Linked DNA regions of Mus musculus: regions 1, 2, 3, 5 and 6 are each linked to region 4. Evidence: chromatin loops called from intact Hi-C (ENCODE). Cell type or tissue: heart. All regions are shown on one strand.

The links. Hi-C counts contacts between places; a loop is a spot of excess contacts. Peaks named below come from ENCODE experiments on the same cell type or tissue, not always from the same donor. Only the 100,000 strongest peaks of a DNase experiment are listed, where the experiment ranks them.
Region 1: a loop joins it to region 4, with 2.1 times the contacts of the local background. A loop is called at or near these places in 2 of 42 quality-filtered maps.
Region 2: it touches region 4 in a loop (2.2-fold over the local background); 2 of 42 quality-filtered maps call a loop at or near these places.
Region 3: it touches region 4 in a loop (2.3-fold over the local background); 4 of 42 quality-filtered maps call a loop at or near these places.
Region 5: it touches region 4 in a loop (2.8-fold over the local background); 4 of 42 quality-filtered maps call a loop at or near these places.
Region 6: a loop joins it to region 4, with 2.6 times the contacts of the local background. A loop is called at or near these places in 3 of 42 quality-filtered maps.

Annotation. Positions count from the first base shown.
Region 1 is chr14:11,684,646-11,689,645 of GRCm38, forward strand. All of the region lies in intron 1 of Ptprg (protein tyrosine phosphatase, receptor type, G), which reads left to right. Among named protein-coding and RNA genes, the nearest start is that of Gm52128, 110 kb to the left of the region's middle. In heart, no CTCF peak of the experiment used is centred here; a DNase peak (open chromatin) is centred at 3,086; H3K27ac peaks cover 1,015 bases.
Region 2 is chr14:11,970,931-11,975,930 of GRCm38, forward strand. All of the region lies in intron 4 of Ptprg (protein tyrosine phosphatase, receptor type, G), which reads left to right. Among named protein-coding and RNA genes, the nearest start is that of 3830406C13Rik, 310 kb to the right of the region's middle. In heart, a CTCF peak has its summit at 2,713; no DNase peak of the experiment used is centred here.
Region 3 is chr14:11,700,173-11,705,172 of GRCm38, forward strand. All of the region lies in intron 1 of Ptprg (protein tyrosine phosphatase, receptor type, G), which reads left to right. Among named protein-coding and RNA genes, the nearest start is that of Gm52128, 130 kb to the left of the region's middle. In heart, no CTCF peak of the experiment used is centred here; no DNase peak of the experiment used is centred here; H3K27ac peaks cover 1,180 bases.
Region 4 is chr14:11,554,476-11,559,475 of GRCm38, forward strand. All of the region lies in intron 1 of Ptprg (protein tyrosine phosphatase, receptor type, G), which reads left to right. Among named protein-coding and RNA genes, the nearest start is that of Ptprg, 3.4 kb to the left of the region's middle. In heart, a CTCF peak has its summit at 2,038 (motif pointing right); DNase peaks (open chromatin) are centred at 56, 406, 856, 2,036 and 2 weaker places; H3K4me3 peaks cover 2,716 bases; H3K27ac peaks cover 2,059 bases.
Region 5 is chr14:11,691,326-11,696,325 of GRCm38, forward strand. All of the region lies in intron 1 of Ptprg (protein tyrosine phosphatase, receptor type, G), which reads left to right. Among named protein-coding and RNA genes, the nearest start is that of Gm52128, 120 kb to the left of the region's middle. In heart, a CTCF peak has its summit at 1,915; no DNase peak of the experiment used is centred here.
Region 6 is chr14:11,708,263-11,713,262 of GRCm38, forward strand. All of the region lies in intron 1 of Ptprg (protein tyrosine phosphatase, receptor type, G), which reads left to right. Among named protein-coding and RNA genes, the nearest start is that of Gm52128, 140 kb to the left of the region's middle. In heart, a CTCF peak has its summit at 2,367 (motif pointing left); no DNase peak of the experiment used is centred here.

The DNA.
Region 1 (5,000 bases), 130 kb after region 4:
TGCTTCCTCCGTGTTTGTGTTTGTGACATTTAACACAATCAACTTCCTTTGTGTTTGGTTTGTTCTGGCATTCAAAACTGTGGCCTCATGTTATACTTGTTCACTAATGCTTTGAAGAATTGTGGTAAGACTTTATCTGCCCTTGGTCTGGGGAGATGGCTCAGGGGGTAAAGTGCCTACCCAAGAACAAGGACCTGGGTTTGAACATTCAGAGTGCAGGGAAAGCCGAATATAGAAGTGTGGATCTGTAACTACAGTGGATCTAATGTGAGGTAGAAGGAGTAGGCAGGCCAGTCCTGCAAGCTTACAGGCTTATATCAAGCTGGTATAATTAGTGATCAACAAGAGACCCTGCATCAATCAAGGTGGAAGGTGAAGTATGACTTCCAAGATTCCCCTCTGACTTCAACATGGGTATTGTAGTATATATTTGCTGCCTCTGATACACATTCCCGTGCGTGGGCTCTCGCGCATAAACACACACACACACACACACACACACACACACACACACACACACATTCACATGCACATATGCTTACACACAAATATTTTAAAAAGAGCTTTTATCCAGTGTTAAACCATGCCATGTTGAATTTATTTGCTGTCGTGTGATGAAGGTGCTTCATTTTAGAGAAGAGTTGTTAACAATGGACATGGGAAAAACAATTTGTTCACAAGTTGGTAGTAGCAGAAAACATTTTTTAAAAAATATGCTTCCACAATTTAGTTGTTTCTGTAATTATAATTTTGAGATTGAATTAAAATGTATATACCTTCTATTCTGTCTGTCTGTCTGTCTGTCTGTCTGACTGTCTCTCTCTGTACATAGATCTTTATCTTGTGACTAGTTACCTTTGTACAGGTGTAATTATTGTAACCTGAGTAGGAGTCATCCAGAGTGAGACAGGGAGCATTCCTAGCATCCTAGCCATATGGGTCACTGTCTCCACATACCTTACCAAAGTGACCATAGATCATGGATCATTTTGCCCCAAGAACACCAATATAGAGAGCTCTGTATTGTATTTTCTCTTTGGTGTCTGGTGGTTCCTGCAAACTCGGCAGAAAAACAAACTACTAGATGCAAGAAGGAATTTTGGCTTAGCATGACTTAGTTTACCTGACTGGTTCAACCTTCTGGGGTCTGACCCCAGATAGTTTACTTTGGATATATTTAAACATAGTATAATGTTGGGAAAAGGTTTCCTCATGGCAGTTATCACAACAGAGCTAAAAGCATGACTACATTGAAACATTTGCAAAGTACATGTCTTTTGCAAAGTACCTATGACCTCTTATCTACGAATGGGTTCTACTGAGTCAGAATGATGCTCAGGAGAAGGGTCTAGGGAGGAAAGGTTTCTAATAAGCATAATACTAAACTCCTTTGCAAAGTGCAAGGAACGTCCTTCATAAGGATAGGCTCTATTGACTGAGAGGCAATGTTCAATGCTCAGAAGTCTGGGGCAATTGGGTAAATCCCATCTCTACAGAGTAGCAAAGATTACCAAGCTATAAACAATACCCACCTCAGACTTCTGGATGGAACAGGTTTACCATCCCTTTTGGTGAGGAGAAAAGTTTGCATGGTGAACATTTGTGGTTTCTCTAGTACTGGCTGTGAGCTTGAAGACCTGGAATCCTACAGATTCTGCTCATGCAAATCTCTCACTAAGTAATGGCTATGTGGCCTTCGATGAACACTGATATTGTCAGTGTACAGCAATTTACCATTTGCTTATTGCTAAGCCTGAGTTCTTCCAGCTTAGGACTTCAAGGATGGGCTTGTGAAGAACATCCAACAGTGCCTGTCAGAGTCTGTTTGTAGGCCGTGCTTACCTATGTGACACAAGGATGGCTTCATGGTTCACGCTTGAACCTGGACTCTAGTGCCGCAACTCTGGTTACTATTGTTGGTCGTGACAGAATCTCATTTTCCTCTCATGTGGTGACTTTGTTTATGGCTTTATGTCAAGTTCAGTTGGCTGGCCTTTGAGGCATTTCTTTGATACCAGTCTTGTTCCTGTCATCTTTGTCCCAGGCCATTAAACCTCCCATCATTTTCAGAATGATCCTTTTGGTATCACAAATCCTGGACTGTAGGAAACATCCTATCAGCTTAGAGTTTACAAGGCTTGGGAAAGAAGTTCTGGGTACAATGATAGGAGTTTCTATGTGACCACTATTGAGAGATTTGTGCTCATTGTCGTTGGTTATTTTAGATTTGGTTGATGTCCTTCAACTGCCTTGCTGCTAATGGCTTAGTCACTGGAGTTCAGTAGCCAGAAGTAGAATTTCTAAGACATTTCACAGTTTTTGGGGCAGCGATACCATTCTTTTCTATACTCCCTTTGTGCTGTGTTTGTGAGTCTTTGGAAGCTGCTTAGTCTCTTCTGCTTTTTGGGGGTGGGGGTGGGGGTGTAGAATTGCACCAGTTCCTTCCCTTTCCTTGATAAGCTGAAGGTGACTCTTAATTTAGGAATATTTGTAATAAATATATTTGTATAGGCTTCTGTGAGTATATTCATACATCTTTGTTTAGGATTCCTTAGTTATAAAGGGATATTTGCAATTCTACTATTTAACAAAAGCTGGCCTCTGTCCTTTCCCTTTTCCTTCACTGAGTTGTCCTGTCGTGGAAGAGACTCTGTAGAGAAATGCACAGAGCGGAAGTGCTAGCCTGGGCACACTGATGGTGTGAGGCCTGTTCACAGGAATGACTGCATGTAAGGACCAGACTCACAGCATCAGTGGTTCCTCTGTAAAGCACAGCTTCTTTGAGCAGCCTTGTGGGGACTGTAGAGCTAATGAGACAGATTCTAGCATATTTCAGCTCTACCATCTTCACATACTGAGAGGGGTTGGATTGGATTTGGCCATCAGTGGAGAGGAGAAACCAAAATTGGTCCCCTGGGAGCCCAGGTAATTTAATGGTGAAAAGCTTGGGTTCTGAACTTAGACAGCCAGGCTTGTCTCTTTAATCTGTGTGGTCTAATTTTAAACCCTTGTTTCTTGGATCTGCCATTCTCTGAAAGGGGTGCCCTAACTGTAACTCCTGTGGCAGGTTGTCCAGGGCAGAGTGTTCTGAGTTTGCTATCAGTGGAGGCTGTGTTTCCGATTATTGCTGTGGAGGGCTATTCTGGGCATTGGGTGATACTGAGGACATTGACTTCCCCCCAGAGATTCCATCAATGTGACATGGAACAGTATCTCTCTCCATTGTTGTTGTCAAATGTCCTCATTGGGCTGTGAGACTATTGGGTCAAATAGTCTTTTACTTTAAGGAAAAAAAAAATTCTTTATAGTAAACCAGAGTTCTCTTTGATTGCTTAACAGAAACAAAGGGCCCACAACATACAGGTAACAACATTGGTCTGTCCCTGTTCTCTTGATGTCCTCTCTTCAGTGAGGCAGGACGAATGAATACCCAGCACTGCCTGATAGATGATGACTTCCTTATGCCTTCTGCTTTTGGCCACTGCAAACAACAGTCCTGCCACCTGCCCATTTGCAGTTCAGCTTCCTAGGTTCGTGTGAACAGTCTCTTGTTTTTGTGGTCCATTTTCACAGTAAAGTTGTTAAAGGCTGTTCAAGCCAGGCAGCCCTGCAGAGAGCGTGAGCATAAGCCTGCTAGGAGTGTGGGCACAGGCGTCAGGCAGTGGGGGAGCTGGGCTGAGGTGCTGAAGGCCTTGGAAGGGAGTTAGGTGGCTGAGCCCCAGGTATGGGCTTATCACCCATTAGTGGTTGCACACCCAGACTTAAGGAGTGCTGTTTGGCGCACCTAAGGCGTGAAGTTAAGTTAGTGAAGATGCCTGGGATGGGTGTGAAGAATAGATGGAAATAACACTTCAGAAAAGGCAGATGGAGGTAAGAAGCCAAACTGCGGTGTCTGTCTGGGCTTTGATTGTTTTTTTGCAGGAAGGTGAATGTTGGGAATATAGGCTGGTATTTCTTTGTCAGTAATACTATTTTCTTAGGGATTCAGGCTTTGGATTTCATGGGAAAGCTGAATGGCTGCTGGGAAGTAGCTCACTATTAAGTTTGTCTAGCAAGAATATTTGTATGTTTTGATATAAGGTTTCATGTAGCCCTAACTTAATCTAACTTGCTCTGTATTGCGGGTAATCTTGAACTTTCAATTTTCTCTATTTTCTACCTCTACTGCTGGAATTATCCAAGGACCCCTATGTAGGCTTTGATAAGATTACTGGAAACCAAATAAAAGATGCCATTTGATTTCATTGCTATTGCTTAAAGGATGTTTTTGTCACACACATAAAAGTGGATGGATCCAGTTGTAACTGTGCTGACTCATTTTGTGGTGCATCTCTAGGGTCCCCTGTGGCCTTCTTCCTCATGGACACCTCTTTCCCCGCCCCTGGTAGAGGTGCAGCCTGCTGAATCACTGGTTTTGCCTATTGGCTGGGGTAGCACTCTGACCTGAGCGGGAACCCTGTGGTACCCCTCCTATCTGGTTGATGCCACTGCTTCTCCTTTTCTGTCAGTCTTCTCTCTATCCTTTGTCTCTGAACCTTTTCTCATGGCACACCAGAGTGTAGCAATGTCCAGGTTCATGCCCATTTTCTGATGTCTTCTCCAGAGCATTCTTCTCTCATTACAGTGATGTTTCTGTGTCCTCCCATTTCCCCCACTCTGAGTCTAGAGAAGGAAGCCTGCAGCCTGAGTGTGGGACTTGTGAGTCTTGCCAGCATTGAGCAGATCCGTCGTGTGTAGTCTATTCAGCCTTACAGGCCTTGGGCACTCAGAATGAGAACATGTCACTTTAGAATTGGGGCTCTCTGTTGTTAATAAGAATCTTTTAAAGCCATAAGAGAATGTACAATTCATCTGGGAGTTGTTTCAGTGTTGACATGCTGGTATGAGCTGCAGCTTCAGTTTAAACCAAGGCTCTGACCTAATTTTCATACTAGTCACTGGAAAATATATAATGACACAGTATTTATTAAGCTGTTAGACAAGGGAGAGCCTAATTTTGT
Region 2 (5,000 bases), 420 kb after region 4:
GCATCTTCCACTTTAAAAATTAAACTGCTCACTTATGTATGTGTGTATGTATGTATGAAAATGCCACAATGATGGCTATCACTTTGTATAGCAACAATAAATAATAAAGGAGAAATCAGTTCAGCTTTATTTAACAATATCTTTTTAAATTTTTTCTTTCATTTGGTATGTATGTTTAGAGCACATGTGGAAGTCAGAAGGCAACCTGCAAGACTAGTTTCTCTCTTTGACCATGTAAATCTTTAGTGTTTTATCTTAGGTTGTCAAGCTTGGCCAAGGCAAGAGCCTTTACCCACAGAGCCATTTCACTGGCCCCTAACACAGTATCTTTTTAAACTTATATGAGAATTACCCTTGTCTTTTATTTGTATGGCAGTATTTCCTTTCCTTTTAGAAATGTTGGTTTAAGTATTTCTACTCTCTGGTTGACAGTTCAAATGTACATATGTCCTCAGAGGACACAAGGACTGTTTTGACATTTCTGTCATCTTGAAAATAATACTGTCACCTTGGCTTATTCAAAACTAATTGTTTAAGGTCCTTATGACCTTGGTAGCATCTTGATTTGTCACCAGAGAAAATATCCCTTAAGGGAGTACTGAACCATGTTCTCTTAATGATAATGCTATCTCTCCCCCCTACCCCATCTCCCACTTTTCTATATATAACAAAATCCTTATAATCCTTCTGAAACAAACTTTCTTTACAGATTCCATTGTCTTGCTTGCCTTTCTATTGGATGTTGAGGGCACTGTAGGGCTAGTTCTATGCTTTCCTGGTGTCTGTTGGTTATTTGCTCTGAAGTGACGTCTGTCAAATGTCCATGGGTCTTCCTGAAACTTAGATGTTGACTTTCTTACCATAAAGAGTCTATTTAAAAGTCTAGTGTTCCCCTGGGCTGAGCTGGCCTTTGTCTGTCATATATAAGAGTCTTCTCAGTGGTTCTGTTGATGTGGATTGTTACAGAGGTTTCGTGAGGGGAAGGAACCTGTTCCCTGTGCAGTCAACAGCCATCCTTAGATGTAGACTAGGCTGAGGGCTCCTTGGAGATGTATCACCCACATGTTGTCCCATGTTGCTAGTAGCTGGCTCATTTTGAGACTTTTAACCAAGGAGATGACAAACCTTGAAAACTAGACCAGAAGACCTAGTAGAATTGGAGTCCTACTTCAAGAAGAAGCCTGGTGACCCGGGGCCTTCAGACAGCCATGGAGAAGACCGGGAATGTAGCGAATGATGGGTGTGGAGAAATCATGTTGTAAACAAATGTATTGAATACTGTGTGTGCTGAGACATTTTCAGATGTTTCTTCACTTGATTCCATATTGGGCTGTAGGGAAGCTGTAGTCCCACGCCCATCTTAATCTCAGAATGCCTGAACTCATGCAACAGTGAGAGGTGTGACCCATGCCATGTTGATGCTTAAGAGCCGTGGTTCTCAACTTTCCCAATGCTGCCACCCTTTAATACAGTTCCTCATGTTGGGGTGACCCCAACCACGAAATTACTTTTATTGCTACTTCATACTATAAATTTGGTACTCTTGTGAATCACAATGTAAATATCTGATATAAAGGAAGTCTGAGGAGCTACCCTACCCCCCACAGGGTTAAGACCCACAGATTGAGATGTGCTCAGGAGTCTGGGAAATGTAAGCTGTGCTTGTTTGTATTTTATGCATGATTCCTCTCTTCTCCCCTCCCCCCCTTTTCTCTCTTTCTCTTTTGGCATTGCTTTGGTCAGTTTTTAAAATTATCCAAGAAATACTGTTGGATTCTTCATCTATAGTATAATAGGAAAGAAAAAAGCAGAGGGGCTTCTAATGGTCGCAGATGAACCAGAGAGACCATATAAACGGTACAATGTCTGTGGAGAATGTCATAGTGTATGCCTAGACTGACCAGTTCTGTCTAGCCCATGAGAGCTGCACCAGCTTAGAGCAATTGTCAGAGGAACCACATATTACTCTTCAGAGTTTTTATAATCCACACTAAAAGAGATAAGGGGAAACAGGTGGTTTGATTTACATCAAACCATTTATTTTATACAGATTATTTTATTATTATTTATCATAAAGGTTACTATAATTTTATTGATTTTAATAATCTGTTATATTTGCCCTAATATTATTCCAACATAAAACCCACTATAAAAAGTTATGGCTGAGATCTCTTGCATTCTGTTTTTAATACTAAATCTTTAAAACTCAGTTTTTCTTATTAAATTTCTTTTATGGCAGGTGGAGCACACTGCCAGAGCCTGTGGGTAGAGGTCCGAGGACAACTTGAGAGAACCATGCTCCTTCTGCCATCTGGGTTCCTGGGTTCACACTATCTCACCAGGCTTGGCAGCAAGGTTCATTACCTACAGAGCCATCTCTCTGGCCAGTTCATGAACAGCTTAGTTCTGTGTGGACAAACCACATTCGTATCTCATGTGCTCACTAGCCACGTGCAAGTTATGCCTCCAATATAGAAACATGGAGGCTTACAGGCTCCAGACCATAATAATGGAGTTAGGTAATGAGTTAACAAGAAACTAATGGAAGTTATTCAAGAGGGGTTTCTGTCATGTTTGCTCTTTTAATAAGAACAAAAGAGGTCAAAGTAAATAAAGTAACTAATGATGTAGGATGAACAACTTGAAGGGTCTAATTCACAACCTAACAACTATAGGTCATAGTGAGATGCCTCCTAAACGATTATGCTGTAGCTGCTGTAACCACTAGGGGTGAATGCAGGTTTGTATCTGTGTGATGTTTCGGGTAAGTTACTCCTGTATGATGTATCAGATAAGTGATCGTTTCACTGTAGTAACCATTTAGCATTGTCTCAAGCCTCATATACTCACTCTTAACTCTGAACAATAAAGTATGTTAAAATACCAATAGGTTTTTACAGATCTTCTGTTTCATCTTGGGGTATACTGTCTTTATTATAGATACTTCAGCTGCATGTATCACAACATTTATTTCTTCATAAGCTTTCTGGTTTTTCTCTCTTTTTCCCCTTTGTAATGTTTATTGCCAGAACTCTGAGCTCTGTTCTTTTCAGAATCCTTTTCCAACCTGAAGAACTCAAATAAAGCTGGCTGGCGAGACCTTTCTGCTCTAATGGCCGAGACCTCAGGCAGCCTGGTCACGTGGATTGTGAGTTCAAGTCCAGAGGATTTACTGGCTTGAGGCTCACCACCCCCCCCCCCTCTTTTATTGTGTCCTGTCAAAACTTGAGCACAAAGGTTTCAAGCTACCTTAAATCTAAAGCCTTTAGCTCCTTCTTTAGTGCCACCGCCTTTCAGAAGGGAGGGTCAGTCAGAAAGATTTATAAGGAATAGAAAGAAGTCAAGTTTGAAAGAAAGTCTATTTGCTCTTACTCCTTTAAATCCCTGGCAGAGAAATTCATAGCATCCCTGAATAGGACAGGAAGGACATTCTGAAGGCTTCCGAACTGGATTGTATGCCTGGCACTGTGTTCAAAGACCACTGTGTTCTGGAAACATCTATGGGAATCTATGAGCAGTAGCTAGACAAATTCAGCAAAACTGAATTTTATGTAAAAAAAAAAAAAAGAAAGAAAGAAATGTTCTCTCTTGAGTTGTTGATTATTTCTTAAATGACAGGACTTTAAAACTCAGATTAATATGTGGAGAATAACTTATAAACCCCAGCTCTTACCATTTACATATACCTCTCACGTCTGACTTTCTCCATTAAAGCCTGGCAGCTTTACTGTAGCACAGCCAGTCTTTCAGATACAGTTCTTAGTTGTCTGTCAATATTTAGCATTCCAAGATCACAGGTGACTTGGGATAAACAAAAGTTCCAGTCCTCAGTCACCCCTGGGTTTGCTTCTCCCATTGAGTTTGCCTCTGCAATTCTGTTTCTCTGTCACTTCTTATCTCGAGTATCAACAGGATGCCTGTGGGTTCAAATACCGTAACTGGATGTGAAACACACTATGTGTATATGCCCTGCATCCTTGTCTTAAATCTTTACTGTAAAAAGTGAGCTTTGATCTAGTATATTTACAAAACCCTATCAAATGTATTCTTCTCTTAATAGTTTGGTAACCAGTAAATGTGGGCAATGTCTATAATGGTCCAGCACAGTGACCTGATTGGTTTTCCTTTAGCCATTTAACTGAGGAGCGCTCCAAATCAGGCCCCTAGGCCTGAATATTTGCATATCTGTGGTATGGGAAGAGAACCTGCTGGGACCTTCAGGATGGAGCTCTCGTTCCCTCATTCTCTGTGTGGAAGGTTTGGGTGTGTGCATTGTGCTCTTCTCTAGTTTCTAGACTTCAGTGAATTGGTGCCTTTGGAGGTTTCCCCATCTCATCTTGGGAATTTTACTTCTCTAGGTCCTAAGGTAGGTGTGTGCCTGGAATATTTGTGGTACAGCTTGGAGTTTTGCATCCTCAGAAGAGAGGACAAAAGGGCCATGACTCAGGAAACAGTCATCTTCCCAAGGGAACCAACCTCTGGCCTTGTAGCACAGACGAGATGCAAAGCTGTTGCTATGTGGCTCTCATCAGAGAAGCAGTAAGAGTTTAAGAATTCCTAGCTGCTCTGGAAAGTAAGACACCTGGATGCCCGAGCTTGTTGAGAAGTTGAGGTTTCTACTTCCCGGGAGATTACTGCTTGGAACAGAGGTAATGGAAGCAGCCAGTTCTGACTTGCTGAGAAGCAAATACACCCACCTCTGGGGAGGCAGGATAGCAATGCTCATTTGGGTGATAAAGGTTGTATTTCTTGTTTTTTTGTTTTTTAAATAGGAAAAAATTAAGGAGAAAATCATGAATAACTACCCAATATAGCCCTTAGGTCTTTTAAGGGAAAAAAATCTTTAAAATGTCTGATGATATAGTATTCACGTTCCAGTTTTCATTGCATAATAAATGTGATATGCTGAAGAACAGCAGAGCACAGAGAAGTGGCTGTTAAACCTAGCATTAATAAAAGAAGCTCCGTTCAGTGTAGATTTAAGTTGATAGACTTGCCGT
Region 3 (5,000 bases), 150 kb after region 4:
CCCGAAGTTTCGGTTGTGTTTGTTTACTTCGGTTGAATTGTAAATAGACTGCCGTTTCTCCTTTCCCAAGACTGGAAAAGCTGGCATAGGACTGTTCAATATGGAGCTATTTAATCATGAACGTTCACTTTCCTCTCTCAGTAGCTGTGTGAAGGTGCTGGGTCATACTGATAGTGAGGGTGTGAAGGCAGTGCTTTAGTGTGAGTGGTGTGAATGGTACAAGTAAGGACTTAATGGTAGCATTCAAGGAACCGGCCAGTGGGTGGGGGAAGATGCTTAAAGTCAGGCCTTTGATTTTGTTGCCCACCCAGAGTTAGAGCTGTTCTTGGCATTGAGACTTGGCTAACTGTTAGGACCCCTCCCCCGCTTTTCTGAGCCGGCTGTTGTAGAGGTTACATAATTATCTCTTATTCTATACGATGTTTGAAGGCCTGGTTGTTTCCTTCCCAGTATTTCATCAGAAGATCTACAGAAAATGATGTTTTTACAATGTGGTGGATTTTCGGAGGGCCCCCCCCCCAACATCATCAATTTCATGAGTTGATTATCTGAGAAAATACCTTGGCCAGAAGAGCCTGAGGTTTATGCTCTCCCAACTTTCTTCTCTCTCGCTTCCTTTGGCTTTTATGTGAGACAGAAGTGTGTCAGTTCTGGTGGAGTGAGTAATGGGCAAACCCCATGGTTCCCTTGCCTTGCATTTCCACTTCTGTGCTTATGATATCCTAGTCTCCACATGGAATTCATATATGAGTTGGAGAGAGAGAGAGCAAACTGCAGAGCTGATGGCTCTGTAGTTAAGAGCCTTGCAGATCTGCTGTCGATAATCCCAGTCCATTTCATTGCACCCACATCTATGGACTCAAAACCACCTGTAACAGCTCCTGGGAATTCTGTGCCTATTCTGGCTTCAGAGGAGTCTGCACACACTGCATACATACATACACACACACACACACACATAAAATGAAGGGGAAAGAAAGCAAAATTAGCTTTACTGGAGCCTCAGGTAGAAAGTATAGCTTTAGTTTGTGCAGACACTCCTGCATTCACCATAAATTAAATATTTTGTAAGTGGGAAATGCATGTAACTCACTGGACTTCTATCTTGGTTCTATACATAGAGTGTCACTCCCCTTTGGTGATCACTCAGGCAGCTGTGGAACGTGTTCCCTGCCCCTGCCCAGCATCACGTGTCTTGCTGAGTGTCTTACTAGCTTAACATATATAATTTCCAGTGTTAGTTCTACTGAACACATACTGTTTTGTACCATTGTGAAGCTGATACATTGTAGGTCAGGGCTGTCTCAGATCTATAGATATGCATGTGTTTTACATATATCTATAGTTAAGTTATTTTGGAATAATTAGATACGTAGGAAAGTGAAGAGGTTATGCAGAGGCCAAGCTGTCTCCATAATAGTCCATATTACCTGCTTAGCGCATGATTTTGAAATGTTTTTGTGCATAGACCTCTATGGCCTCAAGAGTGGCTCTTTCCACACAGCACAACCCTCTGCTGTGCTGTAAGTCTTTGGACGAGCTTTCTTGTGCAATGGGCACCCCTGACCTTTTCACTTTCTGGGGAAAGCTTTGACTATTTCTGTTTTAGGGCTTCTGTAAACTCAGTTCTTAGCCCTCTTTGGGATAAATGCTCATGTGTCTACTATTGCTGAGCTGACTGGCAAATGTTTGAATGTTAGGTTTTTAAAGAAAATGCATCTTCTATAGAGATGGTTTTCTATTCACCCTACTGTTGCATTCATGATTGTGACCCACCTGTCGGCAGCTTGTCCCTAACCCTTGCCACCAGATTCTTGTTTTGTTCTATCTATTCTGAGGGACGTACAGTGATGTTCCCTGGCGGCCCCAATGTGTATTTGTCCAGGGCACAGGTTGAGTGCACTATTACATTCTCTTCCGTGTAGCTTGCCAGCTTTCTTACTTGTCCTACCCCGGCTCTTGTGAGACAAGGTTTAGCCTTGAACTTGCTATGAAGCTGAGAACGACTTCACCTCTCAAGTGCCTGGATTACAGATGTGCACCACCCACTTGTGTGTGGGAGGGGTGGGGGGTATTCTTGTTTACGTCACTCCCCACCCACTGTTGATCTTGAGAGTTACACGCAAAGTCTAGATGGTAGTCTTATGATTTTTATTTTTCTCATTATGAGAGCTTCCTACTTGAGCACCAGCACCTTTCTCTGAGCAAACCACACTTGTGATGAAACTCTGTTCATGCTTCTATTGATTTACATTAAAAATAAAAATCCCCCAAACCAGCTTAGTGGTGGTGGTGCACCCCTTTAATGCATTTGGGAGGCAGAGGTAGGTGGGTCTCTGAATTTAATACCAGCTGGTCAACAGAGTGAGTTCCAGAACAGCCAAGGCTACACAGATAAGCCTGTCTGAAAAACAAACAAACAGACTCAGAAGGGCCATCCTCAGTCTCCTGCCCAGAGACTTTTCTCCTTAATTGTTCCAAAAATCGTTCGTGTCCCACCTCTAAATCTCAGTACATTTTGAATTTCCTTTCTGTGTGAGCCATGAGGCCGCCATGAGATTTCCCCGCCTTGTTTTAATCCTTGGATGTGCAGTTGCTGCAGCACCATCATTTATGGAGACATGTCTCCTTGCTCCCTGGAATGGCTTTTGTGCCATTGTGAAAAACAGTACAGTCAAGTGGCCAAACTGTGTGGCTCTTTGTGGGCTGCACGCTCTGTTCCATCCGTCCGCACGCTCACGCCATGCGGTCTGCATTACCTTAGCTATGGAACAGCTTAGAGTAATTTCCTTCTTCCTTCTCTTTGATGGCGTTTCCTTTGAAGACTTGCTTCCTTAACCCCACCTCCTTCTGTTTTATTTTTACCTGGGAGGACCACTGTGCTCCTTGAAAATGACCTCCCTGCTCTCCCAGAAACCCTCTCTTTCAAGTGCCTGGTTTCCTGAAGGCCAATTCCAAAGGGCTGGAAATGTCTGCTTATCAACTCTTTGGCTTTTTTCTTTGTCTGGAATCTAGTGTTGAGCTGGATCCCAAGGCTCTGCAAAGGAGCCGGTGCTTTGATCCTTGAGTTTGCATGGGCTCCTGGGGCCAGGACTGTGGGTTAGTCACAATATAGATAACAATTTAGGCACCATGGTGTGGGGTGCTAGTTGTGGGGGAGACTGGATGTTTGTGACCGCCTGGGGTGCCTGATAGGGGACACATCTTCCCACTTTTCATTTAACTTCTCTGGTGTCCTCTCCGTCTGTGACCCTGTCACTCTAACTGTGCCTGGCATGACACTTCCGGATCCATTCAAGTCCCATTAGTGTGGTTTCTGTGGAGTAGCACCACCTTTGTCTTTTCTGTGTATCGCTCACCCGCCTCTTGCCAGCGCAAGGTCTCTTGGATTTTAGCCCACTGGGATTTTTCTCACTACGGATGGAGATGTGTTTGGGTATTTGGTTGAAAAAACTTAGAATTTAGTTGTCAGAGAATCATCATCACTGGGGAAAATAGCTTTCTCTGTACCAGAGGAGCATATCAGATCAGATCTTGATTGAGAATTTACATGTTTATTTTCTTTTATGTGCACATGTATGTATGTGTGTGTGTGTGTGTGTGTGTGTTTGTGTGTGTGTGTGAAGGTTGATGTTAGGTGTTCTTCCCAGAGTCTCTCACTGGACTAGAACTCACTGATTTGGCTGAGTTGGCTGACCAGTGAACCAGGGCTCTCCGTGACCTGTACTTTCGCCTCTGCATTTGGACTGCAGGCGTAAGCCACTGTGCCTGGCATTATGGCCGTTCAGGATATCCATCCAGGGCCTCATGCTTGTGTGACAAGCCATCTTCCTAGCCAAATGACAATTTATTATTATTGTTGTTGTTATTGAGACAACAGTTCGGCTCTCTTGGAACTTCTCTGTAGACTAGGCTGGCCTTGAATTCACAGAAATCTGCCTGTCTCTGCCTTTTCTGTTGGGGCTAAAGGCCTGCCCCACCATCAACCTGCTGCCAAATGACTATCTTTTAAATAACCACTGATCTAAGAAGTGGCTTGTATTGATGGCTGAAGTAGCCTGTTTATTGGCACTCAGTTTTGGCATCTTCTGCTGGACTTCCATGTTAAGACACTCACCTGAGTTGACCTGTTGTGAAGGTAGATCGCCCTTTACTGCTGATACTTCACACTTCCTGAAGATGAGCAATATTTTCATCTTCTTTCCCATTTTTTTAAGTTAGTTCTGACACCTTTTTGAAGCACTGCATGGCTGAGTGGCCCAGGTTGCTCTCCATTCCAGATGCTTCTGTTTGTGCCTCCAAAGGGCCTTAGGCTGCCATCACTACAGTGCCCAGCTTAGTATGAACTCCCTTTGAAACACTTCCACATTCTGTAAACCCAGGCCTATTGATTATTGATACACAGGAGAAAATACACCAAAATTTGAACAGTGGTTATAGTTATTTTTATTTTCTTGTTTATACTTTTTATGTACTTACCCATCTAGTTAATGTACTGTGCTTATTAATGTACTTTGCCTGCGTATGCTTCGACTGCAAATATTTATGGCTTCTATAATCAGAAAAAGCAATAAATGCTATTAAAAAAAGAATTTACCATGGGCATGCCTAGTTGTGCGCTAATAAGATTATTGATCAGTTCCACAGTCCCACGGATGCTGCCAGCAGGCCTCTTTATTTCACTTGCTGCACAAATGTGATTCCTCCCCTTGCTTTGCTCCTCAGATAAGTTTGCCAGGGTCTTCCCTAGGTCTGCAGTGAATTCTGTGACAGAATGCTCTGTGACCACCTGCCTGCGTGTAACTTGCTGAGCCCCTCCAGGACAGCATGCCTGCAGGGATGCTATCTGTGCTGGCAAAACCAGGACTTGTCCTGCTGGGCCTGAGCCCACCAACTGTTGCAGCTACAGCGCCTCAGCTGTTGTGCCTTACCCTCACAGTTATTAGCCAGGCAGACTTTCTTGGTTCAAACCAGGCCACATCTGTTGTGAATCCTGTGAC
Region 4 (5,000 bases):
TCTGCTTCATTGGCTCCGGCAGTGTTCTAGGAGGCTGATGGTCAGAGAGGGCAGAAGCAGTGGCGGGCTGGAAGGGAGGGTTGGGGACTCAGAGATGTGCTCTGACTGTGGCTTGGGAAGCTTGAAGCATCTGGAGTATGGGAGGGCGGGGGAAGGCGACTTGCTTTGCTGATCCGGAGCTGATCCGGAGGGCTATAGTTGCACGATAGGATGTCTGGGGAGATTGGCTGTGGGAAGGATGCTCTGTTGGTTTGAGTAATATGGGGTGCTCCCGTTGCTTCTGCGGGGATAGAAGGAGCTCATAATCGTGGCTCACTTTGCATCCCTCCGACCCTTTGTAGGGGGGAGGGCGGCGTTTGGGGATGGAAGGCGGAGGCTGGCTGCAGAGAAGTCAGGATGTGGGGAGCAGCCCGCGTTGTAGTCGCCGGGCCGCCTCCTTTCAGCCTTGCTCCCGGCTGAGGTGCGGGCTACGCCTCAGTGCAAGCGGGAGGCAGCTCCCTAGACGCGGGGGGCCTGGGAGCCTCGGGAGAGCAGGAAGCAGTGAGCAGGGAGTTTTTCGCTAGACCCCTGCTTCACTGGGCTCACGGTCCCTTTCTGTATCTTTCTTTTGGGTCCAAGTTCAGGGCGCGGGTCGACAGCTGGGTAGCTTCTGGCGTCCGGGCAGATTTTTTGGCTGTCTGGCGTGCCCTCCCTACTTTCATCTTTGCCCTTTTGCAGGCTGAATGTGCCTGCCAGATCCAGACCCAGACCCGCTTATTTTCTAGCCAGGTTAAAGCTGGAACAATATTGGCCACTCGACAATCCTAAATCACTGCACGTACCAGTGTGCAGCTCGCCGACCCTCCACTTCCAGCCTTCAGCCCACACCCTCCCCCCTCGGTGAGGGCAGAGGCCAGCCGCCTTCCTCTTCTCTTGCAGAGTCGGAGGGCTGCAGCTCAAGCTGCCCAGCTCCTTCCCAGTGGGTGAAGGCCACGTCCTCTTTCCTGGCTCAGGGAAAGAGGTGGGAGAGGGCGCGATTTGCTTTTCTTTCCTCGATCTCTTAAGGACAGAACACCCGGTTTTTCTGCTTTCTCATCTGCCTGTTCTGGAATATTTGGAGGCGGCGGTTATTCTAATCAAGAAATAAGAAACGTGCCACAATGTTTCGGTTTTCCTTGGTTAATAGCAGCCTGTGTTCTGGCTGCCACAGCGCGGGGTTTTGGTACAGCGGGTACCCCCAACCCTATGGTGCACCTAGGAGCCAGGCTCGAGGACCTCGCTGTTCCCGGCGATCCTCTCTAAGGGGATTGGCAGCGAGTGGTCCCTTCTTTGAAGGTTTGAGGGTGGTTGCGAGGAACAGAGGGCAAAACACTGCGGTTCTTCGGCTCCTTTTCCTCGGCGCTTATTCCTCTCTCTGGGGCTGTCTACAGAGCTCGGTGAGGGTGCGCGCGCTTACTCACTAGGAGGCCTGGGGTTTACCCTCTCGGGTCCTGTCTCTATGGAAGTAGACGCTGAGGAGCATCTCCTCTGAGAATCAGCACCCTTCTCCCTTGGCGACCATCGGGCAACATTTGTTTTTATCACTGCCTTTGACTAAACCTCCCTCCCTCCCTTGTCAGGGACTTGCCAGCTGAGTGCGCTCGGGTGCACCTGGGGTTGAGCCTAGTAAGGGTCACTTTTTAATAAGGGCGATGGGAGGCAGCCTTGCAAAACAGAAATTTCCAATTCCATTTCTGGCTAACCTCCCCAGGCTGTAGCCAGTGTTTCTACAATGATTTTCTCCCCTCTGGTGTCTGCAACGCAGTATGGGACCGATAGGGATGCCGCCTTGTTAAGGCTTGGTCCATTTCAGTTTTCCTCATTTTCCGTCCTGTTCAGGCTTCGAGGTAACTAGCCCGTACCCTCAACTGGGAGCGGAGGGGTATTTGTTAGAGGTACAGGGAAGACAGCTTTTGGAATCAGGCAGGCAAAGTTAAAATGTCACAGCCCTGGGAGATGCTATGCTGGCTTCAGGTTTTCCGAGGATGGTGGGGTGCCGCTGGGCCCCAGGGGGCGCCCCAGAGCCACCCGTCAATCTTCTGCCTCCACTAGACCGGCTCAACCACCTGCAAACTAAGGGGTCGGGGCGCGTACGTCCAGGTGCCCAGACTGGGGGTCTGCGACATCTGGCGCTAGGCGGTGCCTGCAGCTCGATGCTGCCGCCCCTGGTAGGCTACAAAACCCTTGGGGACCGTTGTTCGCTTTGGGACCCAGCGCTTCTTGCTGCCATAGCCTTGGAAACAAACCTATTTTAACTAACCATTTTAGCTTTTGGTTTTCAATTAGGTTTCTCCTTGTGAGTTCTTACCCAAAATCTCGTATTGGTTATTTTTTGTTTGTTTTTAGAATCCCACTGACTTCTCAGCTGCATGTGAGCCCCCATTTCCCGTTCAGAATTCAGTTACTGTGTTTTAGGGAGGCCTTTGGAAGCAGCTAGGGCTTGGCTGTTTTCCAGCGGTCGGAAGCAGGGTTATAGCTCCGAACAGTGCGGGGAGTGTGGGATTCCTGCCACAGCTGGTGCTACAAACGATGACTTCGAAGTGCTGAGGGGAAATATCAAACATGATAGTGGACACTGTATTTTTCTAAGTCTAAAACACTAGTATGGGAAAAACATGCAACAACATAGTGGATTCCTAGATATTTCCTCCAAAGTCTCAACAGTTCTCAGGGTTTTTATCCAGACTCTCAACCTTCACAACAGTGTGTGAGAGCGGGGGCTTTAACAGGAGCTGGACGGAGCACTGGAGCCCTTGATCCTCCTTCCTGCCTTCCAGCGAGCCAGGGTTACATGCCCAGTATCAACATATAAGTTTAAATACAATTTGAGTGTGGTTGATTTAAATATTTGGTCTTTATCCCTGTACGTTGGGAACTGAACCACCTCTGACATGATGTAAAGTATATTACTTGAAAAGATTAGTTTTTGTTCCCCACAGAATCTATATTTGCATTGTTTAGCTATTCATGCAGAATCATAAAAAACATTTTCTTTTTTCCTTTGGCCCTCAAAGTAATGCTCTTTGATTTTGGTGTTCTGTGTCATGATGACATTACATCTGTTATGTGGTTGGAAGACTTCAGAAGCAGGTGCCTGACTGTTTTTGGTCTGGATGTGTCCACATCCGACCCACATCCGATGTCCAGTGACACCTGATTGGTCAGCAGCAGACTTTTCCACTTACTATGTATGCCATTTTGGTGTCTCAGTGGCCATCACCGGACTCCTTAGGCAGTGACAGGAACGGAGTTCGGAAGTCCTCAGTCTGCCTCTCCAAAGCGGGGTGAGATCTGGAAGGTTTCTCGTTCCACCTCAGTCGAGTCTTGTGAGAGAGAAGACTTCCAAAATGAAGGGGTATCTTGGAAAGAGGAGTGGTTGACCTGAAGAAGGGGCATTCAGTGGAAGAGCTTTGAGTAGCACTGTTTATACGGAAGCAGAGACTACATTTCTTACATGAAGCTGTCCAGGGAATATTGGTGGTTTAATGCTTTAAGAAAAGGGAAACCCCAAGAGAAAACCAGCCACAAGACCAAACAAGCCCAAACCACCCTTCAGATTTAGCATTTCTGTTGCTCCTGAGTTCACATTAAAATCACCTGCATGCATGGACTTGTTGAAAGGAACGTTTGTGCCCTACTGAGCCTTGGACTGCCTCTTCTTCCTGCTCTCATTTTCCTGTGGCCAGCTCTTTAGCCACCGAAGAAGTGTGGCACCCCAAGCCTTGTCCGGGCAAGAAAGGCCATGGAACCAAGCAGGTGGGCTGGCCTGTAACACATGTCTTCTGGGGTAAAAAGAAGGCACTCTTTTATTCTTGGCAGCGTTTATTTTGTGTTTCTGTCTAGTGTTTTAATGGTAGCCTGTGGCCAATGCCATGCAAGGTGCAGATGAACACTTTCATCTTGGGCCATATCTCTTTACAAGAAGACCTCAGGGTATAAAGTTCCATCTACAGTGGTGAAGCCTTCTGGTCAGCCTGGGATCTACCTTCGTTCCAGGCTGACCATTCTTGGATGGATGCTGAATGGTTACCATTGGCCCTTGAATTCTGTCTTTTCTGGTGCAGGGAATAAAAGACATGTATTTCTAGTAATAAAGCAAAGCCAAGGAAGAAGTTCTCTGTGCTCAGTTCTTCCCCTGCACTTGATCCAGGTCAAGGCAGTAGCCAGTGCAGGAGAGGGAGGGGCTCATGGAGTGAACCTTGTTCTCAGAAGAGCAGGTTCTCAGCAGGCCTGGGATTTGGCTTTGGTTGCTGGGCTTGGGTCAGCACTAAATGGGATTATCTTCTACCAAGGTTGCCTTCTCTGGACCTGCAGGAAGTGTTGTCTGTGGTCTTTAGATTACAGTCCTTCAGCACTCAGGAGGCAGAGGCAGGAGGATCTCTGTGAGTTCAAGGTCAGCCTGGTCTACAAGCTGAGTTCCAGGTTGGGTGGGCTCTTTTACACAGAGAAACCCTGTCTCGAAAACAAAACAAAGCAAAGCAAAGCAAACAAAACAAAACAAAACCAAACAGAACAGTTCTGTTTCTAGTCTCAGAAATGAGATCAGCCATGTTGCTGGCTGAGAACTTCATGACAGTTCTCTGTGCCATCAGAATCAAGTGTCCCTTTGTGAAAGACTACTTGATATCAATTTCATTTTAAATTATTTTTGATATTGCATTTATGTGGTATTGTACATAAAAAAGGGTGTCATTGTGGCTTTGGGTTTTAAGTTTGATTCCTAGTGTTGAAAAAGAAAATCTAAAAAAGGTAAGAATGTTTCAAAATCCTGTATTTATTACAGTCCTTTCCCTCCAGTTTTTGAGTTCTTTGGTTCCAAAGTCTCAGAACTAGATAAATAGTAATCTCTTTAAAAGATTAGTATCTTGTAGCAAGAGTAGATGAATTATACTTTGAGCAAAGACCTAGGTGGGCTTGAAATGTAGTTCAGTTGATAGAGAGCTGGCCTGGCATTCGGGAAGCGGGGCTTGGACCCCAGCTTG
Region 5 (5,000 bases), 140 kb after region 4:
AGAGCTGATACAGATTCATAGTCCTTCTGAGGCTTCTGATGGTACCTGAGAACCAACATTTCTAACAGGTCCTCAGGTGTTGCTGTTAATGCTATCTGGGGACCTCTCCAGGAGAAACACTGTGTTAGAGGGATGAGCTCAGGTTAGACCATTCCCAAGGAATCTCAAACGCCTCACTGGAACAGCCCCTTCAAGTTGGCTCACAGAGTGCCTTACTGAGCAGAGCAAGGGAAGATAGAATGTGATGGCCACAGCGTCACGCAAATGGGGTAGCTGGCCCTGAGGTGCTACAGTGTTCTCCTCCTGCACTGTTTCATAGACATGTGGCTGAATATTGTGTGTAAGCCTCTCATTTACTGTGAGGTTGAATCTTGGCATCTCCAGTATAAAAGTAAGCATGGCAGGGTTGAAGTCCAGGGATTAGCATGTGCCCAGGTCCTTTGGGTCATTGGTCCTAAGAGAACTTTCTCTTTCTGTCATAGTGTCCCATTAACATGTCCCTCCATCACTGCTACGTGTGTTTATGCTAAGTGAATCCCATCTGTCACTATAAAACTAGAGATGCTTTATTGGGGGAAAATGGCCATTAGGTATAGTGTTAATGATGCTTTTATTTTTGTAGACAAACCATTTACTTCTAGTTTCACTGTCAGCTATAGTTTGTTGTGATTTGAGTTATGTTAGTTTACATTGTGGGGAAAAAAACCCAGATTCACTTTGAACACCTGCAAATATTTTGTCACAATTGTAGATAAGATTACTTTCTAACAGAGAAAACACTAGAGAATTTCTTAGTCCCTAGACAGCCATGCTATTTCCTTCCATAGCCAAAGTAATGTCTTGGTTTCTTCCACACTTATATGAAGGAAAATGACCAAACTTAGAGGATATCCTGTGTACAAGAGCAGCCTTAGAACCAAAAGTTGCTTTTCAGTCTCTGGTTGTGCCACACCTCTTACTGTTAGAGGAGAACAGTGGGAATGACTCCATGGAGCCTGCCTGGGTTGAGTCATTCTGCTTTCTCTTATCTTCTTAAAAGTTGAGTGTTGTGATTTTTTTTCTCTAAATGTGTAATATCTGGATTTAAGTGAACAGTCGGTTCAGAAGGGCTGTTACCCTCATCCCTGTGTGCTACACACAGTGTCTTCCAAGTTTTGGTTCATCGAGGATGGTCACCTTGTCTGTTCCCCGGCAATGAGGCATCCATAGCTCTAGTAAATGGCCCGCAAAAGTTATGTGCCCATTTCCACTTGTTATTAGACATTGTGCTAATTGCACAGGTGATTTAAATGTTAAAAAGGCATTAAAGCATTTGTTGTAATAATTAACCAAGGAATTGGTAGGTTACAAATGAATGATAATGTCTTATTTTTAAAGTATAGTATTGCCTATCTTTGTCAAGTGGTATAGTTATGAGACATTAATATCCAAATGGGAAATTTGCACTGAATAATCTCTAAGATCATTTCAAGGAAGTCCTCTCTAGCTTTTGAAGTATGAGCTCTGGAGCTATTAACAGACTTTGCTAGTTGTCCAGCTCTGCCCATTCGTGCACTCCTTAGGAGGAAGCCGCAGCCTCCCACCTCCACCTTTTGTCCTGTACTAGAGTGTTAGCTGAACTTGGAGACGAGGCTAGAGGCTTCTTGCATCCTGTTGTTGTTATTATTATTAATAGAAAATCCTGATGCTTTGTTTGTTTTTTCTGGTAAACAGAAACTTGTAGACTAGAGACGAGCTTTTAGATGTGATTTAAGTTCTACCTCGTGGGCTGCATGGTCAGTGTTTCTAGAGATTTCCTTAAGGAAAGAAAGACATGTCTTTGTCTCCTATTTTGTCTTAGTAGCTGGGATGTTGAAATGGGACTGTGTCTTAGTTCATGAGTTTGGTGCTGTGTTTCGGATCCACAAGATAGGGGGCAGTAGGCAGCTAGCTCTGTGTGTCCTGTTATGATGGAATTTTTTTTTTTAGTTTAATATTCTTCTTGATTATTTGGAATTTTCATATAATGCGTGCTGATCACATTCACGTACCAGTTCCTCCCAGGTCTTCCCTTGCTTATTCTACCCCACCCTCCCCCCACTCCCCACACCCTCACCCCCACCCCCACACCCCAAAAAAAAGGAAGAGGGAGAAGAGGAAGAAAAATCCAAATTCATTTTATGTTGCCCAGATACTCACTGAAGTATAGTCAAATGCCTGGTGGCCAGCCCCATAGGAAAATCCTTCCGCACCACAACCCTTCTGGAAGTTTCTTTATAAATAATTTACCTATGGAACCCCAGTATCTTTGCATAACAGTGAATTTGTGTGTGTATCAAGGACAACTGTGGCCTGGAAGGGAGTTCAGCTTATTGTAAAAAGTGGAGGAAATGATTATCTACCCTGTTGCAAATGGCTTGTTTTACAAGTATTTTGGATTATTATTATTCTAGTACTGAGTTCATGGATATTACCTAAACAGACTAGGACTCAGTCTCCTGAAAAAAGTAGGTTGTTTAAGAGCTGTGCTTGAACATGTGCCTAATGCCTGCTAGCCCCAGGATCTTAGAACGGACATGGACTTTCTCCGTCTTAGAAGATTTCCTATTTTTGAGTAATTCTCCTGCATCATCAGCTCCGGACACTATTTTGATGACTGGCTTCTTTGTCTTAAATTATTTAGGCTTTTATTGAAAAGCATCTTGATAATTTACTCTTAAAAAGAACTAGATTTTCTTCTGTTAATTTTTAAAATAATGTTTTTGAGACAAAGTCTTACTGTGTATACTAGGCAGACTTTGAACACAGCAATCTGGTAGCCTCAGCCTCCAGAGTAGCTGGAGCCATAGATATGCATTACCAGTGCAGGGGGCGGGGAAGTGGGAGAGAGGGAGGGAGATATCTGTGTGTTGGAGTTTGTGTGTGGACATCTGAGGTTGACACTGAGAGTCCTGTCTGTCACCCTCTACTTGTTTTGAGTCAGGGTCTCTTGGTGAACTCAGCATGCTAATCTGGCTTTTTTTGGCCAGCTAGCTCACTCTGTTAGGTACCTTCTGACTGCTGGAAATGAAACCTGGCCCTTATGGGGTTCTGAGGATCTGAACTCTGGCCCTCACACCTTCATACCAGGCACTAACCATTGAGCTATCTCCCCAGACCAACAGATTCTTCTCAATGCATGGTCGGTGGCATTCTGATAAACCTATTCTATGTTGAAAATGTCTTGTGAGTAGGAATGAATATTTTTCCTCTTAACACATCAGACACCACAGTTAACAGCCCAGCTTCCTGAGAATGACTTGGACTGCATATCGTGAACCCGAGAAAGCTAAAGGTACCAATTCAGCTGCAGTTTCTTCTTTAGCATTACATCTTCACACCGTTGTAAAGGAAAACGAAATCATAAGTGAAACCCCCATTGTCTGGGGACCATTTGTGAAATGTTTGCCATTCACCATAATCACCAGTTCATTTAAACTCTTAACCCCCAGACCCTAGATCACCTGCTTGCCTTTTCCTTAGTGATTTATGTCTTACTGAGAGAATACTGAGGTTGGTGGGAGTGGTTATAGTTTCTTGAATATTTCTGATAGACAATACACAGTCTAGACGAAGTCTGATAAAGTACCCGATGTTAGAGTCCCCAGTCTACAAATGTAAGGTTCAAGTTATCCAGACCAAGGCCCATCTTTGCCTCAAGAGAGAGGAGGCTGTGGTAAGCTAGAGATAACTCCTGTCTTTTCACATAGTAATACTTCAAGGTGCAGTAACCTTTTACTTGAAGGGGTGCTTCCAGGCATTATGGGAAATGAGTTGTGTTGGCTGTGGTCATGGGTTGAACATCCCTTGGATGCAGTGTGGGCAACATGCTCAGAACGTCTCAGATTGCAGATCAGGTCAGAGGTATCTATGCAGTTAGTAAAGTCCATACAAATACTTTACAATTTAAAGTCTTTGCATTTAGAAATTTTTCTTGACCCAAACATTGCAGATGGAACACAGTACTGAGTCAGGGTTAGAAAATAATAAACTCCTTTTGACTCAAACCAAGATACTTCAGCCCCATTCCCTTCTTGCTGGTATGTTACACTCAGGTTAAATTGGTATGACATTACTGTATTCTAAAATTGCTTCCAAGTTCAGAGCTACTGTTCACTTTGGCCAGCTGTAATGGAATGTAGAAATAAACTGGAATGCACCAGTTGGGTTTAAGCCACATTTTGGAGAAGACATGGGTCCTCATTTAGTGCCTTTTTGGGGAGTTTAGGGGGGGTATACTCTAGTGGCTTAGAAGTGACTAGTGGCTAGTGATGTGACTTGTTTAGTTTTAAAATCCAGGACTGTTTAATAGTGCTGTTGCTGAGTAGGGAGAAAGCAGAGTGGAGGTTTTGTCTGTCTCTCTGTTGCTATGAAATCAGGAATTCAGTGTGTCTGGGAGAGTTGCATGTATTCAGGCTTTTGTAGTGAGGAACTCAGTGGCTTTTCTTTGGAGATGTGAGACCAGGGCCCTGGGAAAGGTGGTCTGGGGACCACCAGAACATGTTACTCAGTGGAGCTGGGTTGTGTTCCACTGGTTGTGTGTGTGTGGCTGTAACCCTTCAGCCAGCCGTCCACCTTGTCTCAGTCTGACTCCCTTTGTGACAGAAGGCTGTCATTCAGTGAGACGGACTCCGATCAGTCATTGAATTGTACAGCACACAGTGGATTAGAAATCTGCTTCTTAAGTTGAAAGAGGAGAAATAATCACAATAGTATCATTAACTGCCAGAGCTGCTGTATCCATCACTTGTCCCCTACGATCCATGTCACATGGTAGACCCTAGGCATCACCTGGCTTGATAGAAGCCAGAGAAATCCCCAAGCCTGCCTAATTGTAGTTTTCTACTCTTGTTTTTCCAAAAAAAAAAAAAAAAAAAAAAAAAAAAGACAGAGACAGCAAGAACTCCATGTGTAAAGGCTCCATATTCTCTCACTTGCTACAAACCATGGATTTTTATCACACTGGGGAAAACGGCAATCAA
Region 6 (5,000 bases), 150 kb after region 4:
TGATACTGAGAATTGACCGTAGGGTCTCCCACATGCTAGTAAGCAATCTCTACTGTTAAGTGAACCCTCATCTCCAGTAAATTATGCTAATAATTGCTCTCTGGTTCAGTGGGGGTGGGTAGGGTTGTTGTTGTTTTGAGAAAGGGTTTTTCTGTGTAGCCCTGACTGTCCTGGAACTCACTCTGTAGACCAGGCACTTAAACTCACAGATCCGTCAGCCTCTGCCTCCCAAGTGCTTAGATTAAAGGTGTGCACTATGGCCCATCTCTGGTTCAGTTGTTTTTTTCTAAATCTTTCCCAATGTGTTTGCATGTGTGCGTGAGAATATGTCTGTGCACCATGTGTGCAGGAGTTGGAGGAGTTCAAACTGCTGTTACATACGACCATAAGCTGCTATGAAGCTTGCTGCTGTGACCGTGCCAGGAGCTGCATCCAGGTTCTTTGCAAGAGCCGTCAGTACAGTAGTGATCTCTCTAGCCCCGGAGCCCATCTTTCAGGAGCACCCATCAAACATCAGTGCATTTTAGTGTTGTTACCTTTCTGTTTTCTCCCAGTAATGCATAAATGTCACAGGACACACTATGTCTACAACATCTAAAGTTTGTATCCTTTTTGTTTTTTAACTGCTCTCATAGCGAGTTAATCAGAATAGGAATGGACCATCAGAAAAGAGAAAGCTGAGGCTTCTCTATCTCTAAAGATTTGGGATTCACTTAGCAGGTCCCTGCTGGAGCTGAAGACATGGTGTATAAGTGTGAATCTCTTCAGTGTCCTTTGTGAGTAACACTGAATGAAGGCAGGGCTTGTTTCCAGATCTCCCAGGATCTCTAGTCTGTGATGCTGCAGTTTCTCTCACTTGTTTCTTGTACTAGTTTGTAACACAACTTACACATCTGTGCCTATTTCAAAGGTGCATTCTGTTTTATTCAATTGTGCCTGATAGTGAAGCCCCCAAAGATACAATTTTCTTTGGAAGATCAGTTTCATTTTAGAAAGGAAGAAGTCTATTTTCCCTCTAACCTCCAGTTTGATTGACTAGGTTACAGAGTTATAAGCCTATTTAGATTCTAAGTAGACAGATACATTTACTGGAAATTGATTTTGCTCAGCTTTTTGTATACAGATAGTTATTGGGTGTGGGGGGGAGGGAGGTATTAAGCTAAAACTTTGAATTTGAGGCTTGAGTTTTGCAAGTCGTAAACTGCTTTTCCTTTGGGGTCTGAATGGGTCTTGCAGCATAATTAGTCTGAGCTGGAGGTTTACAAAAAGGGGAACCAAGAGAGAAAACACAGGACAAGCTCTGCCACTGAAACACTGCCATTTCTCCATTGGGGAAATCACATTGGCTTAAAAAGCCTGCCCCTGCCCCTTCGCCCCCCAAACCTCACATACCTACAATGGATTTCTCCTCCTTTTAATTATTCAAGAAATTACTATTAGAGCTATTTAAGCAGACTGAGTGATGATAAGTACTTTACCCATCTTGATGTGTTCTGGCAAAAAAAAAAAAATATGTGGTTACAGGTTTTTTTTTTTTTAATTAAATCATTTTATTTAAGAGTCTAATAGCTTTTTAAAATTATTTTTTCTTGAGAGTTGTATTGTGTTATTTCAAGTTAATAACTCCCTTTCGAGCAAAGCAGAATACAAGATAGCTCTCCGGGTGATTTCTTGCTGCATTGAAGAGAACAAAGCTAGCCTCATTCTAGCTGGCACGGAGCCCAACTTACCACCGCAGAAAAACGGAGCTAGCACAGATGAACCTGGAGCCTCGGGTTGCTCGGACTTGGAGCACTATTGTAGTTGCCTAGCAATGTAAACCAGTTCCTTCCGTTTGTATTTCCCCTTTAAATGCCATGAGCAGATCTACATTTGTTTATTTATTTATTTTTTTTTAAAGGCAATGAGGGGCTTGTTTATTAGAATTTTGGGAGCAAGAAATGGTCCTGTGGGCCAAGAGAGACTGTTACAGTTAGCCATTTATCCTTCTAGCCAGATGACATATTGTCCCTGGATTCTTGTGTGTGACTTACCACACAAACTTGAGCTGTTGCTAAAGATAAAAATCTTCATAGTTTTCTCTTGAGAAATTGTCTTATATATATCTCATTTATCTATTACCTTTTATCTCAATGGCTTTCCATCTGTGCACTTACATAGTATTGTGGAAGAATGTCCTACCCACCCCAAGAGTCATTTTGGGAGGCACACTTGGGGGCAAGACCATACTCTTAAGTATGTTTACACAGTGATAGCTCAGCAGTCAGGAGCCTAGGTCCTAGTTCCAGTTCACAGCACCCACATAACTAACAACCACCTATAACTCCAGGTCCAGGGATTCAGCGCCCCCTTCTGGCCTCTGCTGCCATCTGCATGCTCCTGGTGCTCATACATACACTCAGGCACGCACAGAAGCATAAATTAAATCTTTGAAAGAACAAATTCTGTTTGTCATTCCGTGGAATCTCCAACAGGATGCTCTGGCCCTCTGAGTGCCAGTGTCACACAGGTCCGTACTCTTCTTGTATGAGGGTATAGTTTTTAGTTGTATGTGTGTTTTATACTCTGAGTATATAATGTATTTCAATCAGATTCACCTCTCCTTTAGACTGTCCCAGAAAGCCCTGCCCCCAACATCGTGTCCTCTTTTAAAAGGACTACAGTCCAGGTAGTGCACTGGGTCATGGGTTATTTACCAGGTTCACACCCTAAAGAACATCGATTCAGCTTCTCCTTGCAGTCATCCGCTGTCAATAACGTCTTCCCTCGGGGTGTGAGCTCCTATGCTGTTCTCCAGCCCCTGCTGGAGTGTTGCCTGGCTTGGTCTTACACAGGCAGCCATGGCCACTATGACCTTATGAGTACAGTGGTCTTGTCGCATCAGGAGGACCCTGTTTAACACCAGTGTCCTCACACTTCCGGCTCCTGGATTATCGCTCTCCCTTTCAAAGTTCTTTGAACTTTGGGAGAAGAGGATGTAGTATAGACACCCCATTTATGACCGAGACGCCACAGTCCCTCTACGCTCCACCAGTTGTCAGTCTCTTTATTAATCATTGCCAACTTACAAAGAAGCTTCCCCGATAAGGTCCCAGCGCTGGGTTAATCTATGATATAGACGTGTTTAGGAAACAGTTTGATACAAGCAGGTATAGCTGTTTGTAGCATATAGCACTAATAAAAGCTGTAGTTGTGTTATTATTGCTTCTTTCTTTCTCTTTGTTTGTTTTGAAATTGTGTGTGTGTGTGTCTCTGTGTGTCTGTGTGTCTGTGTGTGACTGTGTGTGTGTGTCTGCACATATGCATGGTTGCATCATGGTGCTGTGAAGGAGCCAGAGCATGGCTTGCAGGAGGCTGGTTCTTCCTTCCCTCTGTTTGACCAGGGCATGGAAGTGAGGCTGGCAGGGCTGGAGGCACCTTTACCCACTGAGCTTCTCTTTCTGTACTGTTGCTTTTCTTCCAGGGTTCTTTATAAATAGATGCATCTACATTGACACTGTAAAGTGTTGATCTGCATATGGTCTTCTCTTCTCTCCATTTCCCCTCCCCCTCCCCTCCCCTCCCCTCCCCTCCCCTCCCCTCCCCTCCCCTCCCCTCCCCTCCCCTCCCCTCCCCTCCCCTCCCCTCCCCTCTCTTCTCTTCTCATAGTAGATACCAGACTCAGGACCATTTCATTCTAGATAAGTTCTTGGCCAAGGTCATCTGAAATTCCTTTTCTGATCCATCTCCATTTGGGTTCATAGAAAAGAGAAGCAAGGCAAAGGTATGCACTAGGTGGGCTTGGATTTGCCAAATGAGTGTCTCTGTTTCCAGAGTTTTGCTTCTGAAGAACTTCCCAGCCCACAGCCTCAGTGCACGCTTAGTCTTGTAAGTGTGTAAAGGTGTTTTTAAATTCTATCGTAGCTGTGGCTGCCTGAGATTGTACTACACACCATTACGCGCATGCACAGAATGTTGCCTGCCAGACGGTGTAGGTTGCTACTTGTGTGATCCCCTTCCTTTGCCAGTCTTACTTACATCTGACTAGAAGTCTGCCTTTCTAACCTTCAGTGAAGCTCCTTCTCCAACCACGCCCCACATTTCAGCCAGAGTGCATTCTTCTTATGTATTTGTAGGCAGTATTGCACTTGTGTGCACTGTATAGAGGTCAGTCAAAGATGCAGATGTATCTTGCTTTGTTATTTTCTACCTTTCCTTATTTCCTTGAGACTGATCTCTCAGACTGGAGCTAAGCTGGCAGCCAACACGCCCCAGGAGTCCTTCTCTTTCCACCTCACAGTTAGCACTGGTATGGCTGGCATGCCTGGTCTGGATTTGAACTTGTTATGCTTGAACAACAAACCCCTTTAGCCAGTCTCTCCAGACCCCTAAACTAGCCTTTTCACGACCCTAATTTTCCATGGTTCCTCATCTGATGGACTGGGCTGTGACTGAAAACTCAGATGGCCATGGGGGAATATTTCAGGTAAAATGGTCAGATGGAGAGAGGAGCAGTGAGCTCCATATCTCAAGGCCCATCTCTAAACAGGTACCTGCTCTTCACACATCATGTTGTGCATATTGGGAATAGAGCACCAGTACAATCAGATAAATGTGGGTTCTGGGATTCCTTCGTGGGTTTTCCCACCCTGGACACACACACACACACACACACACACACACACCATTGGTGAAATAAAACATCTAGCTGGGTGACTGTGCTCAGCTTGGTAGGCACCAGTGTATGAACTCCTGGCTGTGCTTGCCATTTTGTGGATCAATAAAACTTTATGAAGATAGGCTTCAGTGGTAAAAGCAGTGTACATGTCTGTAGTCTTGGATGTGACCATGGTACTAACTGTGAAACGTCTTCATTTTCTTTCTTAGATTACAGCGTTGTAAGACTCAATTCTTTGGGAGCCAGAGTATTATTATAACACAGGCCCGGGGCACTGTTCATTTCACCTCTGTCCGGCGCCATGAAGTCTTTGAAGCTGAGAACCCAGTCTTTCTTTTCAGGA